Regions from separate parts of the Homo sapiens genome. Here region 1 is linked to region 2. The links are chromatin loops, found by intact Hi-C in ENCODE. Cell type or tissue: adrenal gland. All regions are shown on one strand.

Region 1 (8,000 bases), 47 kb after region 2:
TCAGGCAATCCGCCCACCTCAGCCTCCCAAAGTGCTAGATTACAGGCCTTTTTCTTTAAACCTAAACTTGTCCTAGGCCTGTCCTTGATAACTGTGAAATCACAGTAATATATCTTACCTATAAATAAATGTTTTAATTCACCTAACTCTCTCTCTCTCTCTCTCCATGGCCACAGATATAAAAGTACATCTGTGTGTATGCATGTGTTTTAATTTGCACAAATACCTTTTCAAATGGTTGTCTCCCTAAAATGATCCAGTGTCAGCCATGGCCCAGGTTCAGCTTTTCCTGCCAGAGCTGTGTAACCACAGGGGAGTGAGTCGTCTAGCCTCCCTGTGCCTCAGTTTCCACATCCATCAACTGGGGATAGTAATAGTACCACCCTCAAAGGGTTGTTGAGGATTTAGTGAGTTAATGTATAAGAACAGGGCTCCTACAATAGCAAGGATGCTGTTGTTACTGGTGGGTTTTTACTACTCCGGCTTTGTCCTTCCTAAATGCCTCCCACCCCACCTCCCCATGGAGTTTTTGTTTTCTTTTGCAATCAATCGAAAGAATCAAATAATTTTTTTTTTTTTTTTTTGCTTTTTTCTAAGACAGCAGAGTCTTGCTCTGTCACCCAGGCTGGAGTGCAGTTGTGTGATCTCGGCTCACTGCAACCTCCGCCTCCTGGGTTGAAGCAGTTCTCCTGCCTCAGCCTCCCGAGTAGCTGGGATTACAGGCGCCCGCCACCACACCCAGCTAATTTTTGTATTTTTAGTAGAGACGAGGTTTCACCATGTTGGCCAGGCTTGTCTTGAACTCCTGACCTCATGATCTGCCCACCTTGGCCTCCCAAAGTGCTAGGATTACAGGAGTAATCTACCGCGCCCGGCCAAAAAAATTCTTTTTAAGTGGTGAGGTCTCACTCTGTCACCCAGGCTGGAAGGGAGTGGCGCAATCATGGCTCAAATGCAGCCTGGAACTCCTCGGCTCAAGTGATCCTCCCGCCTCAGCCTCCCGAGAAGCTGGTACTACAGGTAATGCATCACCAGGCCTGGCTAATTTTTTAATTTTTTGTAGAGACGGAGTCTTGCTATATTGCCCAGGCTGGTCTCAAACTTCTGGGCTCAAGTGATCTTCCCACCTTGGCCACCCAAAAGTGCTGGGATTACAGGCATAAGCCACTGTGCCCAGTCCTGTCCCATGCAGTTCTTGGAAGACATTCATTTGCTTGACACAAAGATACAGGGAATCTACTGGGTGCCAGTCTTGTTCTGTGCCATGGGGACTCATCTGTGGGGAAGGGAAGGGTAGTGTCTAGGCTATCCTTGTCATACTATGGCAAGTCTGAATGTGGGGATTCAGGGAGGGGACAGCTTGGCCTAGCCCTCTTTCCTCTGATACCACTGTCTTCCCCTGTCTGTCCCCCTCCAGGCCCCGAGCATTCCTCTGATTCAGAATACACTCTCTCAGAGCCGGACTCCGAAGAGGAAGAAGATGAGGAGGAGGAGGAAGAGGAGACCACTGACGATCCTGAATATGATCCTGGCTACAAGGTGAAGCAGCGCCTTGGCGGGGGCCGTGGTGGCCCATCCCGCCGGGCCCCCCGTGCAGCCCAGCCCCCGGCCCAGCCTTGCCAGCTCTGTGGCCGCTCACCCCTTGGGGAGGCCCCACCGGGAACCCCACCCTGCCGGCTCTGCTGCCCTGCTACAGCCCCCCAGGAAGCACCAGCCCCTGAAGGCAGGGCCCTCGGGGAGGAAGAGGAGGAACCACCTCGGGCTGGGGAGGGCCGACCAGCTGGGCGGGAGGAGGAGGAGGAAGAGGAGGAGGAGGGAACCTACCACTGTACGGAATGTGAGGATTCCTTCGACAACCTGGGGGAGCTGCACGGGCACTTCATGCTGCATGCCCGGGGTGAGGTGTAGGCAGAGCCCCCATACGGGGAGCTTGGCAGAAGGGGTGGGGTGGGAGGAGGGGGCTGAGGAAATTGGGGTTGTGACAGTGGTCATGGGGGATGGGGTACTGCCGGTCTGTGTTGTCTTAGAAGTAGATGTGTGATGGCCAGAATAAAAGCCAAAATCTGTATCTGTGTGTGTTGGTTCAGAGTGTGTGTGTGTGTGTGTGTATTCCCGCCCGTGTGTGTGTTTGTGTGTGTGTGTGTGTGTGTGTATTCCCCCTGGGCTCCTTCTTGGGGAACCTTGGGGTCTTTTGGGAAAGATAACATTTACTGCGTGCTTGTATTCGATGAGGTTTCCATGTATTTACTTACAGACCCCATAATGTAAAGGCTCTAATAATAGAATTTTGTTTCTCACTCACAAAATGGTGCTGGGTGAGTCATTTGGGGACCCAGGCCATCCCTTAAGCCTGTTGTCTCCCCCATGGTCCAGACTGGGTGGCCATAGCCTGGGTCCTGCTGGCAGAAGAGGACAGGATGCCTGGTGAGGTGCACGTGTTGTCTTACAAGCCCTGGCCTGCCAGGGGCACACACTGCTTCCATTGACACGCCTTTGCTGAGAAATTAGATATGTGGCCGCAGCTAACTGCAAAAACAACCTGGGAGAAGCAGTCTAGCCAAGCGCCCAGAAAGCAGAAAACAGTTCATGGAGGACAGCTAGGGCTTTCTGCCACATAGCCTAGGAACTTCCACAAAGAGGACTTTAATTATAATCACAGCTACGCTTTCTCAGCGCTTCCTGGGTATCTGGTGCCAGTCCAAGGGCTTTATATATATTGACTCATAGAAATGGTGCATCTAGGAACTTACAAAAATAGAACCTTAATGATAATTGCAGCTGCCATTTTCCCAGCACTTACAGAGTGCTGTACTTAATTTGCATGAGATTATCAGCTTCTTAGAATAACCCTGTGAGACAGGGATTGTGATCCATTAATTCATTTAACAAATATTTTTGAGTACCTGCTGTGTGCTAAGCATTGGGAACACAGCAGTGAATAAAATAAAATCGTTGTCCTCATGGAGCTTACATGGGAGTGGGTAGAGGCTGCTGGTGAAGACAGACATAAACAAGTAAGATACAGCATATGCCGGGTGCTGATAAATGCTGTGAGAACAATAAAGCACTGAAAGGAGGCCCGGCATGGTGGCTCACTCCTGAAATCCCAGCACTGAGGTGGGTGGATCGCTTGAGCCCAGGAGTTTGAGACCAGCCTGGGCAGCATGCCAAAACCCCATCTCTACAAAATACAAAAAATTAGCTGGGCTAACGATGGTACACGGCTATAGTCCTAGTACTAGGGAGGCTTAGGTGGGAGGATTGCTGGAGCCTAAGAAGTGTCGCTGCACTCCAGCCTGGGCAACAGTGAGACCCTGTCTCAAAAAAAAACCACACACACACACACACACACAAAAAAAAAACTGAAGGAAGGCCAGGTGCAGTGGCTCACACCTATAATTCCAGCACTTTGGGAGGCCGAGGTGGGAAGATTTCTTGAGCCCAGGAGTTGAAGGCCAGCCTGGGCAACACAGTGAGACCCCATCTACAAAAAATTAAATTAGCTGGGCTTGGTGGTGCATGCCTATGGTCCCAGCTATTCAGGATCACTTGAGGCTTGGAGGTTGAGGCTGGAGTGGCCTGTAATTGTGCCACTGTGCTCACTGCACTCTAGCCTGGATGATGGCAGGAATTTGTTGCAAGAAAAAAATTTAAAAAAGGACTGAAGGGAGAACTGTTCTGGAAGGAGGTTGCAATTTTAAAGAGTATAGTCCTCCCTGAGAAGGTGACAGATCTGAAGCCGGGGGGAGCCATGTACATCAATGGGGAAGAGCACTTCAGGCTGGAGGAGGCAGGAGCCTGCCTGGTGTGCCAAGGAGGCGAGAGCTGTAGGGATGAGGTCAAAGGGTAGCAAAGGACCAGCTCTTTACAGCCTTGCCAAAACTTGGGCTCAGAGATGGGAAGTACTAATTCGTAATTCACAGAAGCTTGGCGCCGAAGCTACTTTGAAAATAGAAGCCTAATTATAATAATAGCTATCATTTACTGAGAATTTACTGGGCAACCAGCCCTGTTCTAAGGCGCTTTACATGTGTTAACTCATAGAAGGTTGGAGACTAAGAACCTTCAAGAATAGAACCTGAATTACTGTAATGGCCATCATTAAGTCAGCGCTCACGGTGGACCAGGCCCTGGGCTCAGTGCTTTATGTGGACAGTCACATCAGATCCTTACAAGTTAGGGACTGTTACTTGTTTACTCATTCACCCAACAATGATTTATTGAGCACCTATGAGATGGCAGGCACTGCTCTGGGAGTTGGAAATATAGCAGTCAACACAATGAACAAAAACCCCCTCCCTTTGTGGAGGTTATAATGGGGAAGACAGTAATCAAGTATTTAAGTAAAATATACAAATTGTGGCTGGGCGCGGTGGCTCATGCTTGTAATCCCAGCACTTTGGGAGGCCGAGGCGGGCGGATCAAGAGGTCAGGAGATTGAGACCACGGTGAAACCCCGTCTCTGCTAAAAATATAAAAAATTAGCTGGGCATGGTGGCGGGCACCTGTAGTCCCAGCTACTCGGAGAGGCTGAGGCAAGAGAATGGCATGAACCCGGGAGGCAGAGCTTGCAGTGAGCTGAGATCGCGCCACTGCACTCCAGCCTGGGCGACAGAGCGAGACTGTCTCAAAAAAAAAAAAAAAAAAAATACAAATTTTATGGAATGTTAGTCATAAGTGCTATGGAGAAAAAGGAACAGGGTGGGAAGCTTGTGTGTGTGAAGGTTGCAGTTTTAAGTAGGGTGGTCAAGGAAGGCTTCACTGAGATGACATCAGAGCAGAGACCTAGAGAAGGGGCAGGAGTGAGCCTTGTGGCTGTCTGTGGGGACAGTAAATGCAATGGCCCGAGGTGGGAGCCCACTTGGGGTGCTTGGGAAGAGAACACAGGGCCACGAGGCTGGAACTGAGGAAGACAGGTAAGAGGTGAGGTCAGAAAGTAGCGGAGAACCAGGCCGTAAGAGCCATATACTGACTTTGGCATTGTCTCCAAGTCTGAGTCCTCACAGTAATCTGAGTGCTCATAATAATCCTTAGAGGCTACCTTTATGACTATTTTATAACTGCTACAACAGGCCAGGCATGGTTGCTCATGCCTGTAATCTCAGCAGCTTGGGAGGCCAAGGCAGGTGGATTGCCTGAGGTCGGGAGTTTGAGACCAGCCTGGCCAACATGGTGAAACCCCATCTCTACTAAAAATACAAAAACTTAGCTGAGTGTGGTGGTGCGTGCCTGTTGTCCCAGCTACTTGGGAGGCTGAGGCAGGAGAATCGCTCGTACCTGGGAGGCGGAGGTTGCAGTGAGCCCAGATTGCACCACTGCACTCCAGCCTGGGCAATAGAGCAAGACTCCGTCTCCAAAAAAAAAAAAAAATCTGCTACAACAGAGGCACAGGGAGGTTGAGTTACCTGCCAGAGGTCACAAAGCCAGTAAGCAGCAGAGCCCTGGTTTGTACCCAGACAACTGGATGCAGGTGCATCCACTCTTAACCACTAAGCCACACACCAGAAATGGCAGTCTAGTGCCCACAGCCACCATCTGACTTAGAGGAGTGTATCTGGTCTCCACAGAGCTATTGAATTTTTTTAAGTTACGTTGGTTACCAATGTTGAAAAATGGGTAATTTCACATTTAAAAAAATTGAAGTTTCTGGACTGTCTCGAAAATTGTGAGATCTATATTGCTGAACCCCCAGTTCCCATGGGGATAGTGGTTTGTTGGTGCTGAGAAGGAGTCACTTTCTGTAGGGGAGGCATTCACTCTTATGTGCCCAGTCACCAATGCCTCACATCTGGACACCCCTACCCTGCCTGCTTGGCCCTGAAGAGCATCTGCTTTTTTTTTTTTTTTTTTTTTTTTTGAGACGGAGTCTCGCTCTGTCGCCCAGGCTGGAGTGTAGTGGACATGATCTCAGCTCACTGCAGCCTCTGCATTCTGGGTTCAAGCGATTCTCATGCCTCAGCCTTCTGAGTAGCTGGGACCACAGGCGCGGTACTACCACCCCCGGCTAATTTTTGTATTTTTAGTAGAGATGCAGTTTCACCATGTTGGCCAGGCTGGTCTCGAACTCCTGACCTCAAATGATCCGCCCGCCTTGGCCTCCCAGAGTGCTGGGATTACAGGCGTGAGCCACCGTGCCTGGCCAGCATTTACATTTTTGACACCTATTACAGGATTTCAGACCAAAGCATTTTTCAAAACCCACGTTTCTCATCCCAGAATCTCCAAACCTGACATTGATACACTCTGAACTGAGACTTTCCTAGCCACTATAGCTTAGCATCATGGAACCTCAGAATCATCAGCAGAAATTCCAGGCTCATTAAAACAACAGAGTCTTAGTCCGTTTGTGCGGCTGTAACAAAATACCTGAGACTGGGTAATTCATAAAGAGCAAAGGTTAATTCCTCATAGTTCTGGAGAGTGGTTAAGTCCCAGGTCAGGGAACCAGCAGATTTGGTGTCTAATTAAGGGTTGCTCTCTGCTTCCAAGTTGGTGCCTTCTTGCTGCATCCTTACACAGTGGAAGGTGGCAGAAAGGGATGAATGCTGTGTCCTCAGATGGTAGGAGAGATGGAAGGGGAGAAGGCCTAGCTACTTCCCTTGGGTCCTTTTCTAAGGGCACTTATCTTGTTCATGAGGGCAGAGCCCCTGTGACTTAACCATCTCCTAAAGGCCCCATGTCTGAATACTATCACATGGGGTCTTAGGTTCCCAACATATGAATATTAGGGGGACACATACATTCAACTATAGCACATGGATAAGTGTGATCATAGGTTTTGTTTCCTGGAGCAGCACCCCATCCTGTCTTCTGCCATAAGACAGGACTTCTAAGGACAAATATAGAGAATTTCCATCCATTGGCAAATATTCCTAAGGATCACAAGAGGCACTATCAATCAGGAGTTGGGTCATTCAGCCAGCACCCATTCAGGATATGGAGTCAGGCCAGGCATTCCCCAAAGAGGATTTAATACAGGGAATAGTTACACAGGTGTTAGAAGGCTGAAAGTCAGCCAGGCACGGTGGCTCACGCCTGTAATCCTAGCACTTTGGGAGATCGAGGTGGGCGGATTGTTTGAGCCGAGGAGTTCAAGACCAGCCTGAACAACATGGTGAAACTCCATCTCTACAAAAAATTAGCTGTTCATAGTAGTGCACACCTGTAGTCCCAGCTACAGGGAGGGAGGTGGAGGTGGGAGGATCATCTGAGCCTGAGGAGATCAAGGCTGCAGTGAGCCAAGATCTTACCACTGCACTCTATCCTGGGCTACACAGCGAGACCCTGTCTGAAGGGGAAAAAAAAAAAAAAAAAAAAAATGAAGGCCAGGTGCAGTGGCTCACACCTATAATCCCAGCACTTTGGGAGGCCCAGGCGGGCAGATCACTGAAGGCCAGGAGTTTTGAGATCAGCCTGAGCAACATAATGAAACCCCGTCTCTACTAAAAATACAAAAAATTAGCCAGTTATAGTGGTGCACACCTGTAATCCCAGCTACTCGGGAGGCTGGGGCTGGAAAATTGCCTGAATCCAGGAGGCGGAGGCTTCAGTGAGCTGAGATCACACCACTGCACTCCAGCCTGGGAGACAAAGTGAGACTCAAAAAAGAAAAAAGAATTTAAGAGTGCACAGTTTACTAACATGATGGCAATGGTGGTGCAGGTTGGGCCGCAGGAGTCCTGTTGACCCATTTTAAGTTTGAGATCTCCATTTGTTTATTCAAGTGGTTATATCTTATGTCTGGGGTTTGGGCTGCAGATAAAGATGTGGATGTCATCAGTGATGCTATTTAGAGAATCTGTGATGTCTGGAGAGAACAGGAAGCCCAGGGTGTACTTGGGCAGGCTGCTATCTTGGGAGAGCATGTGGGATTAGATACTTAGGTTTGGTTTAGGGGAGCCACTGTGGGGGTAGTGTGACAATATCTGGGTTGGAAACTTCGGAGCATTCACCAGGAGCCAGAGGAAATATCTGGCTCTTCATGAAGTTGGTATCTTGAA
Region 2 (8,000 bases):
TGAGTCCTTGCAGAGCTGGGGCTCCAGGACTGTCCCCATGGAGTCTCACTCCCCTCCCCCTCTTCCAAACAGGCCGGGCTGTCACCTATTCCCGAAGCCGTTACCTCGAATGCATTTCCTGTGGCTCATCAGACATGAGCTGTGAGAGGGGCCGGCACCAGAGCCTGCAGTGCCGCAGCCCTGAAGAACAGTGCCTGGATGTGGTGACCCACTGGATCCAGGAAGGTGAAGAAGGTGAGCCCCAACCTGCTGGCAACTCCTCCTCCCTGCTCTGCTCCTCCCTAAGACTGCACTTAACAAACAACCCCAAAGTAACAGGGATGTCAGCAAGGGACTAAGTTCTCTCATACACAAGAGGTCCAGTGATAGGAAGTCCAGGGCCACAAGGACAGGTCCAGAGTCACCAGGAACCCAGATGCCTTCTCATTTCTTTTTATTTATTTATTTATTTATTTTTTGAGACAGAGTCTTGCTCTCTGTCACCCAGGCTGGAGTGCAATGGCATGATCTTGGCTGGCTGCAACCTCCGCCTCCCAGGTTCAAGTGATTCTCCTGCCTCAGCCTCCTGAATAGCTGGGATTACAGGTGTGCATCACCACGCCTTGCTAATTTTTGTATTTTTAGTAGAGATGGGGTTTCACCATGTTGGTCAGGCTGGTCTCAAACTCCTGACCTTGTGATCCACCCGCCTCAACCTCCCAAAGTGCTGGGATTACAAGCGTGAGCCACCACGCCCGGCCACCCTCTTGTTTCTTACACATTACTTCCATTCTCAAAATGCCTCATAGTCTAAAATGGCTGCCAGAGCTCCGGGTCTCACATCTAAGTTCCAGGAAGGAGGAAGAAGGAAAGAAGGGACAAAAAAGGGGGCACTCCTCCTTTTGTAAGGGTTCTCCTTTCTGGAAGTCCCATAAAGCACTTCTATTTATATCACATTAGTCCGAACTTCATCACATGACTACCTGGAGAGGCTGGAATATGTAGTTTTCGACAAGATCTATGACTGTTCTAGATAAAATGAGGGTCTTATGATGAAGGGTGAAGTAGAGAATGGTTGAATGCCTGCTATTTCGGGCAAATCCCATCTTAGTCCCTCATTCACAATCTGACATCTGACCTCTGTCCCCTGGCCCCCATAGGGCGTCCAAAGGATGACCGCCACCTCCGTGGCTGTGGCTACCTTCCCGGCTGCCCGGGCTCCAATGGTTTCCACAACAACGACACCTTCCACTTCCTGAAATGCTGCAACACCACCAAATGCAACGAGGGCCCAAGTAAGGAACGGGAGACACAGGCAAGGCCTGGGGTCGGGCAGGGGCATGCACTCAGGCAGACAGCTGCGCAGTCACTCTCTGGCAATCAAGTCCTCTCTGGGCCTCTGTTTGCTTTTCTGAAAAATGGGAGTATCAGGCCTTTTTTTTTTTTTTTTTTTTTTTGAGACGGAGTCTCACTCTGTTGCCCAGGCTGGAGTGCAATGGCGTGATCTCCGCTCACTGTAAACTTCGCCTCACGAGTTCAAGCGATTCTCCTGCTTCAGCCTCCTGAGTAGCTGGGATTACAGGTGCCCACCATCACCCCTGGCTAATTTTTCTATTTTTAGTAGAGATGGGGGTTTCACCATGTTGGCCAGGCTGGTCTCGAACTCCTGACCTCAAGTGATCTGTCTGCCTCAGCCTCACAAAGTGCTGGGGTAACAGGCATGAGCCACTGCACCCAGCCAGGCCTTTCTTCAAAGAAGAACTTCGTAAGGATTCAATGATACTATCAGCCCTCGCCAAGACCTGTGCTTCCTGTCTCTTTTGTCTCTCTCAAATTTTCCCACTCCTCCCCTGCTCCACTGCCACCACCTGGGCTGAGCCACGCTGACTTCTTGCCCAGGTTGTTGCAATGACCTCCTCTCTGGTCTCCCTGCTTCCACTCCTGCCACCCTACAGCCAAGGCTCAACCCAGCAGCGAGTGATTTTTTGGGGGGTATGGGGGGGACAGGGTCTCGCTCTGTCACCCAGGCTGGAGTGCACTGGCATGATCATGGCTCACTGCAGCCTCAAACTCCTGGGCTCAGGAATTCTTCCCACCTAAGCTACTGGAGTAGCTGCGACTACAGGTGCATGCCACCGTACCCAGCTAATTTTGTATTTTTGGTAGAGATGGGGTCTTGCTTTGTTGCCCAGGCTGGTCTTGAACTCCTGGGCTTGGCCTCCCAAAGTGTTAGGATTACAGGCATGAGCCACCATGCACCACCAATTTTTTATTTTTTAATGTAAATCAGATCATGTCACCCTCCTTTCTCAGGCACTTCAATGACTTCCCCTTCCTCTTAGAATAAGATCCAAAGACCTTATTCTGTTGGCCTATGTAATCTGGCACCTGTCTGCCTCACAGTCTTTGTTTAGATTCGTTTTTGGGGTTTTGTGTTTTCTTTAGACATAGGGTCTTGCTCTGCCACCCAGGCTGGGGTGCAGTGGCACAATCACGGCTCACTGCCACCTCAAACTCCTGGGCTCCAGTGATCCTCCCACCTCAGCTTCCCAAGTAGCTGGGACTACAGATGCGCATCATTGCACCCAGCTACATTTTTTTTTTTTTTCTGAGATGGAGTCTTGCGCTGTTGCCCAGGCTGGAGTGCAGTGGCGCGATCTTGGCTCACTGCAAGCTCCGCCTCCCGGGTTCACGCCATTCCCCTGCCTCAGCCTCCCGAGTGGCTGGGACTACAGGCACCCACCACCATGCCTGGCTAATTTTTGTATTTTTAGTAGAGACAGGGTTTCACTGTGTTAGCCAGGATGATCTCGATCTCCTGACCTCATGATCCGCCTGACTCAGCCTCCCAAAGTGCTGGGATTACAGGCGTGAGCCACCACGCCCGGCCGCACCCAGCTAAATTTTTAAAACTTTTGTAGAGATGGGGTCTCACTATGTTGCCGGGGCTGGTATCAAACTCCCAGGCTCAAGCAATCCTTCTGCCTTGACCTCCCAAAGTGCTGGGATTACAGGCATGAGCCGCTGCACCTGGCCTTCATTTAGTTTCTTTCTTTCTTCCTTTCTTTCTTTTTTTAGATGGAGTCTCGCTCTGTCAGCCAGGCTGGAGGGCAGTGGCGTGATCTTGGCTCACTGCAACCTCCGCCTCCCAGGTTCAAGCGATTCTCCTGCCTCGGCCTCCCAAAGTGCTGGGATTACAGGCATGAGCCGCTGTGCTGACGTTCATTTGGTTTCTATAATCACCAAAGCCCATCTGGTCTCATGGCCCTTGCAGATGAATATCCTCCCTTAGAACACATCTTCCCCAAGAGTTCACCCTGCTGGCAACTTCTCATCCATTAGGCCTCAGCTTTAATGTATCATCTTCAGGGATGCTTTCACTGTCCCTCCCCTCCAGTGTAATCTAGATCCCTGTCTCTATTACCCAGCACTGTCAACAGATAGAAATGTTCCCTATCTGTCCTGTCCAATATTACAGCCACCACTGTATGTGGTCAGTGAGCACTTGAAATGTGAACTGAATTTTAAGATTCGATTTAATATTAATTTATTTAAATGTAAACAACCACATGTGGCCAGTGGCTACCAGATTGGGTAGTGTAGCTCTAAATTGTAAATTCTGGCTGGGCACAGTGGCTCACACCTGTAATCCCAGCACTTTTGGAGGCGGAGGCGGGAGGGTCGCCTGAGGCCAGGAGTTTGAGACAAGCCTAGGCAACATAGCAAGACTCCGTCTCAAAAAAAATTTTTTAGTAATAATAATAGTAATAACTTGTAAGTTCTGGCCAGGTACAGTGGCTCACACCTGTACTCCGAGAACATTGGGAGGCTGAGGCAGGCAGATTGCTTGATCCCAGGAGTTTGAGACCAGCCTGAGTAATGTGTCAAAACCCCATCTCTACAAAAAACAGAAAAATTGGCTAGGCATGGTGGTGCACGCCTGTAGTCCCAGCTACTCAGGAGGCTGATGTGGAAGAATCTCTTGAGCCGGGGTGGTCGAGGCTGCAGTGAGCTACAATTGCGCCACTGCACTCCAGCCTGGGCAACAAACTGAGACCCTGTATCAAAAATAAATAAATAAGTTGTAACTTTTGTGAGAGCAAGGACAGTTTCATCTTACATAGTTTTACCCAGCACCCAGCACGGTGCCTGGCCAGAAATGGGACTCATGGGGAGTTGAAAGTTGGGGTTTCTCTCAAGCCCTCGAAAACCATCCCCCTCCAAATGCCATTCAGACGCCTGACCACAAGGTGGCTCCATGACATCTCTGGCTCGGAGTGGAAGTCCTGGGGAGGTCATTCAAGGAAGTGGAGATCCAAGCACTAATTTTCTTGGTCTCTGTGTCTCTGGTCTTCTCCTAAGTCCTGGAGCTTGAAAATCTGCCGCAGAATGGCCGCCAGTGTTACAGCTGCAAGGGGAACAGCACCCATGGATGCTCCTCTGAAGAGACTTTCCTCATTGACTGCCGAGGCCCCATGAATCAATGTCTGGTAGCCACCGGCACTCACGGTGAGGCCCTCTCCGAGGCTGGGAGGGAACACTTATTGGGGGTGGAGAGTTCCGCAAGAGATTGACTTCCAGTTAAGCTGGAGTTAACTGTGGTGGGTCTCCCTGTGGAAAAGGTGGGATTTCCTTCAGGTGGGTGAATATTATTGTAAGGAATTAGGACTTGTCCATCAGGATGTGGACATTTTTGCCATGGAAAAGTGGAATTCCGGCTGGGTGCGGTGGCTGAAGCTTGTACTCTCAGCACTTTGGGAGGCTGAGGCCGGAGGATCTCTTGAGGCCAGGAGTTTGAGACCAGCCTGGGCAACATAGCAAGACCCCCATCTCTACAAAAAGAAAAATGGAATTCTTTGGTGGATTTCTCGTGGGTTGTGGGGATTTGCTGAAGACATCTTGGGCTTTCATCCTGTGGTGTCCTGGAAAGGTCTCTGTATTCCAGTGGTTCTCAAACTTTTTGGTCTCAACTTCTTCATGCTTTTAAAAATTATTTTTGGCCAGGTGTGGTGGCTCACGCCTGTAATTGCAACACCTTGGGAGGGTGAGGAGGAGAACCACTTGAGGTCAGGAGTATGAGAGCAAGCCTGGCCACCATGGTGAAACCCTGTCTCTACAAAAAATTACAAAAATTAGCTGGGTGTGGTGGCGTGCACCTATAACCCCAGCTACTCAGGGGGCTGAGGCACGAGAATCACTTGAACCCAGGAGGAGGAGGTTGCAGTGAGTGGGGATCACCCCACTGCACTCCAGCCTGGATGACAGAGGGAGACTTTGTCTCAAAAAAAAAAAAAAACTCTTTATTGTTTATATCAGTGATTTCTATAGATAAATGCCACATTAAAATTAAAACTGAGAACCAGGAGTGGTGGCTCACGCCTGTAATCCTAGCACTTTGGGAGGCCGAGGTGGGTAGATCACCTGAGGTCGGGAGTTCAAGACCAGCCTGACCAACATGGTGAAACCCCATCTCTACTAAAAATACAAATTAGTCGGGCATGGTGGCACATGCCTATAATCCCAGCTACTCGGGAGGCTGAGGCAGGAGAATCACTTGAACCTGGGAGGCAGAGGTTGCGGTGAGCCAAGATTGTGCCATTGCACTCCAGCCTGGGCAACAAGAGTGAAACTCCGTCCCAAAAAATAAAATAAAATAAAATTAAATTAAAATTAAAACTGAGAAATCTTTTTTTTTTTTTTTTGAAATGGAGTCTTGCTCTGTCGCCAGGCTAGAGTGCAGTGGCATGGTCTCAGCTCACTGCAACCTCCCCCTCCTGGGTTCAAGCAATCCTCCTGCCTCAGCTTCCTGCATAGCTGGGATTACAGGCATGAGCCACCATGCCCAGCTTATTTTTGTAATTTTAGTAGAGACGGGGTTTCACCATGTTGGCCAGGATGGTCTCGATCTCCTGACCTCATGATCTGCCTGCCTCGGCCTCCCAAAGTGCTGGGATTACAGATGTGAGCCACCGTGCCCAGCCAAAACTGAGAAATCTTTAAAGATTTATTTATGAATTCATCTTATAACAATAAAAACTCATTACACATTAAGATAAATAACATTTTAATGAAAAATAAGTATAGTTTCCAAAGAAAAAATGTAATGATAGCCAGGCATGGTGGCTCATGCCTATAATCCCAATACTTTGGGAGGCCAAGGTGGGCGGGTCACTTAAGCCTAGGGATTTGAGACCAGCCTGGGCAACATAGCAAGATCCTGTCTCTACAGAAAATACAAAAGTTAGCTGGGCATGGTGGTGCATGCCTGTAGTCCCAGCTGCTTGGGAGGCTGAGGTGGGAGGGTCACTTGAGCCTGGGAGGTGGAGGTTGCAGTGAACGGAGATTGCACCACTGCACTGCGGCCTGGGCAACAGAGCGAGACCCTGTCTTAAAAAAACAAACAAAGAAACAACAAAAAAAAAACCAGCCAGGCGCGGTGGCTCACGCCTGTAATACCAGCACTTTGGGAGGCCAAGGCGGGCAGATCACAAGGTCAGGAGTTCGAGACCAGCCTGGCCAATATGGTGAAACCCCGTCTCTACTAGAAATACAAAAATTAGCTGGGCATGGTGGTCGCGCCTGTAGTCCCAGCTACTTGGGAGGCTGAGGCAGAAGAATTGCTTGAACCCGGGAGGCAGAGGTTGCAGTGAGCCGAGATCGTGCCACTGCACTCCAGCCTGGGTGACAGAGTGAGACTCCATCTCAAAAAAAAAAACAAAAAAAAAGCGTAATGAGAAAACTGGCATTATTTTGCTGTGTTGCACATCTCTTTAATGTCCAGCTTAATAGAAGACAGCTGGGTCCTCATGGAAGCTTCTGCTTTCAGTCTCTTGCAATATCACATGTCCTGGAGTTTTTGGAAAAGCCCATTGTACACTTATGAGAGTGAAAAAGCCATGTGAAATCACAGATCTCCTGAAAGGGTCTCTGGGGTCCCTGAGCCACACTTTAAGAACCGCTGCTCGCTTCCTTTCTTTCTTTTTTTTTCTTTCCTTTTCTTTCTCTGTCTCTCTTTCCCTTTCTTTCTTTCTTTCTTCCTTCCTTCCTCCCTTCCTTCCTTCTTTCCCTTCTCCTTCCTTCCTTCCTCCCTCTCTCTCTCTTTCTTTCTTTTCTTTCCCTTCTTCCCTTCCTCCCTTCCTTCTTCCCTCCCTCCCTCCCTCCCTTCCTTCCTTTCTTTCTTTTTATTTGTTTTTTGAAACAGGGTCTCACTCTGTTACCCAGGCTGGAGTGCAGTGGCGTGATCATAACTCACCACAGCCTCCATCTCCTGAGCTCAAGTGATCCTCTCATCTCAGCCTCCCAAGTAGCTGGGACTACAGCTGTTTTTTTCTTTTTTATGTTTGTAGAAACAGAGTTTTGCTATGTTGTCCAGGCTGGTCTGGAACTCCTGGGCTCAAGCTATCCTCTCTCCTTGGCTTCCCAAGGTGTTGAGATTACAGGCATGAGCCACCACACCTGGCCCTGAGAACTGCTGCTTTCTCTAGGTGGTAGTGAAGGTGGCACCCACTGCAAGGTGGCAGGTCACCTACTGGAGAATTCCAGTCCTGGGCCCAGGAGCTGGAAGTCTCACTCCGTCTTCTCTTTCCTCAGAACCGAAAAACCAAAGCTATATGGTAAGAGGCTGTGCAACCGCCTCAATGTGCCAACATGCCCACCTGGGTGACGCCTTCAGCATGAACCACATTGATGTCTCCTGCTGTACTAAAAGTGGCTGTAACCACCCAGACCTGGATGTCCAGTACCGCAGTGGGGCTGCTCCTCAGCCTGGCCCTGCCCATCTCAGCCTCACCATCACCCTGCTAATGACTGCCAGACTGTGGGGAGGCACTCTCCTCTGGACCTAAACCTGAAATCCCCCTCTCTGCCCTGGCTGGATCCGGGGGACCCCTTTGCCCTTCCCTCGGCTCCCAGCCCTACAGACTTGCTGTGTGACCTCAGGCCAGTGTGCCGACCTCTCTGGGCCTCAGTTTTCCCAGCTATGAAAACAGCTATCTCACAAAGTTGTGTGAAGCAGAAGAGAA

What was found. Peaks named below come from ENCODE experiments on the same cell type or tissue, not always from the same donor. Only the 100,000 strongest peaks of a DNase experiment are listed, where the experiment ranks them.
Region 1: a loop joins it to region 2, with 2.2 times the contacts of the local background. A loop is called at or near these places in 40 of 110 quality-filtered maps.

The regions. Positions count from the first base shown.
Region 1 is chr19:43,601,525-43,609,524 of GRCh38, reverse strand. It overlaps ZNF428 (zinc finger protein 428), which reads left to right. Exons shown (of 3, transcript NM_182498.4): 3 at 1,418-2,301. The coding sequence ends at 1,908. Among named protein-coding and RNA genes, the nearest start is that of SRRM5, 6.6 kb to the left of the region's middle. In adrenal gland, no CTCF peak of the experiment used is centred here; no DNase peak of the experiment used is centred here.
Region 2 is chr19:43,648,713-43,656,712 of GRCh38, reverse strand. It overlaps PLAUR (plasminogen activator, urokinase receptor), which reads left to right. Exons shown (of 7, transcript NM_002659.4): 4 at 73-234; 5 at 1,140-1,274; 6 at 4,342-4,488; 7 at 7,570-8,000. The coding sequence ends at 7,823. Among named protein-coding and RNA genes, the nearest start is that of CADM4, 13 kb to the right of the region's middle. In adrenal gland, CTCF peaks have their summits at 4,025 and 4,227 (motif pointing right); a DNase peak (open chromatin) is centred at 4,262; H3K4me3 peaks cover 291 bases; H3K27ac peaks cover 371 bases.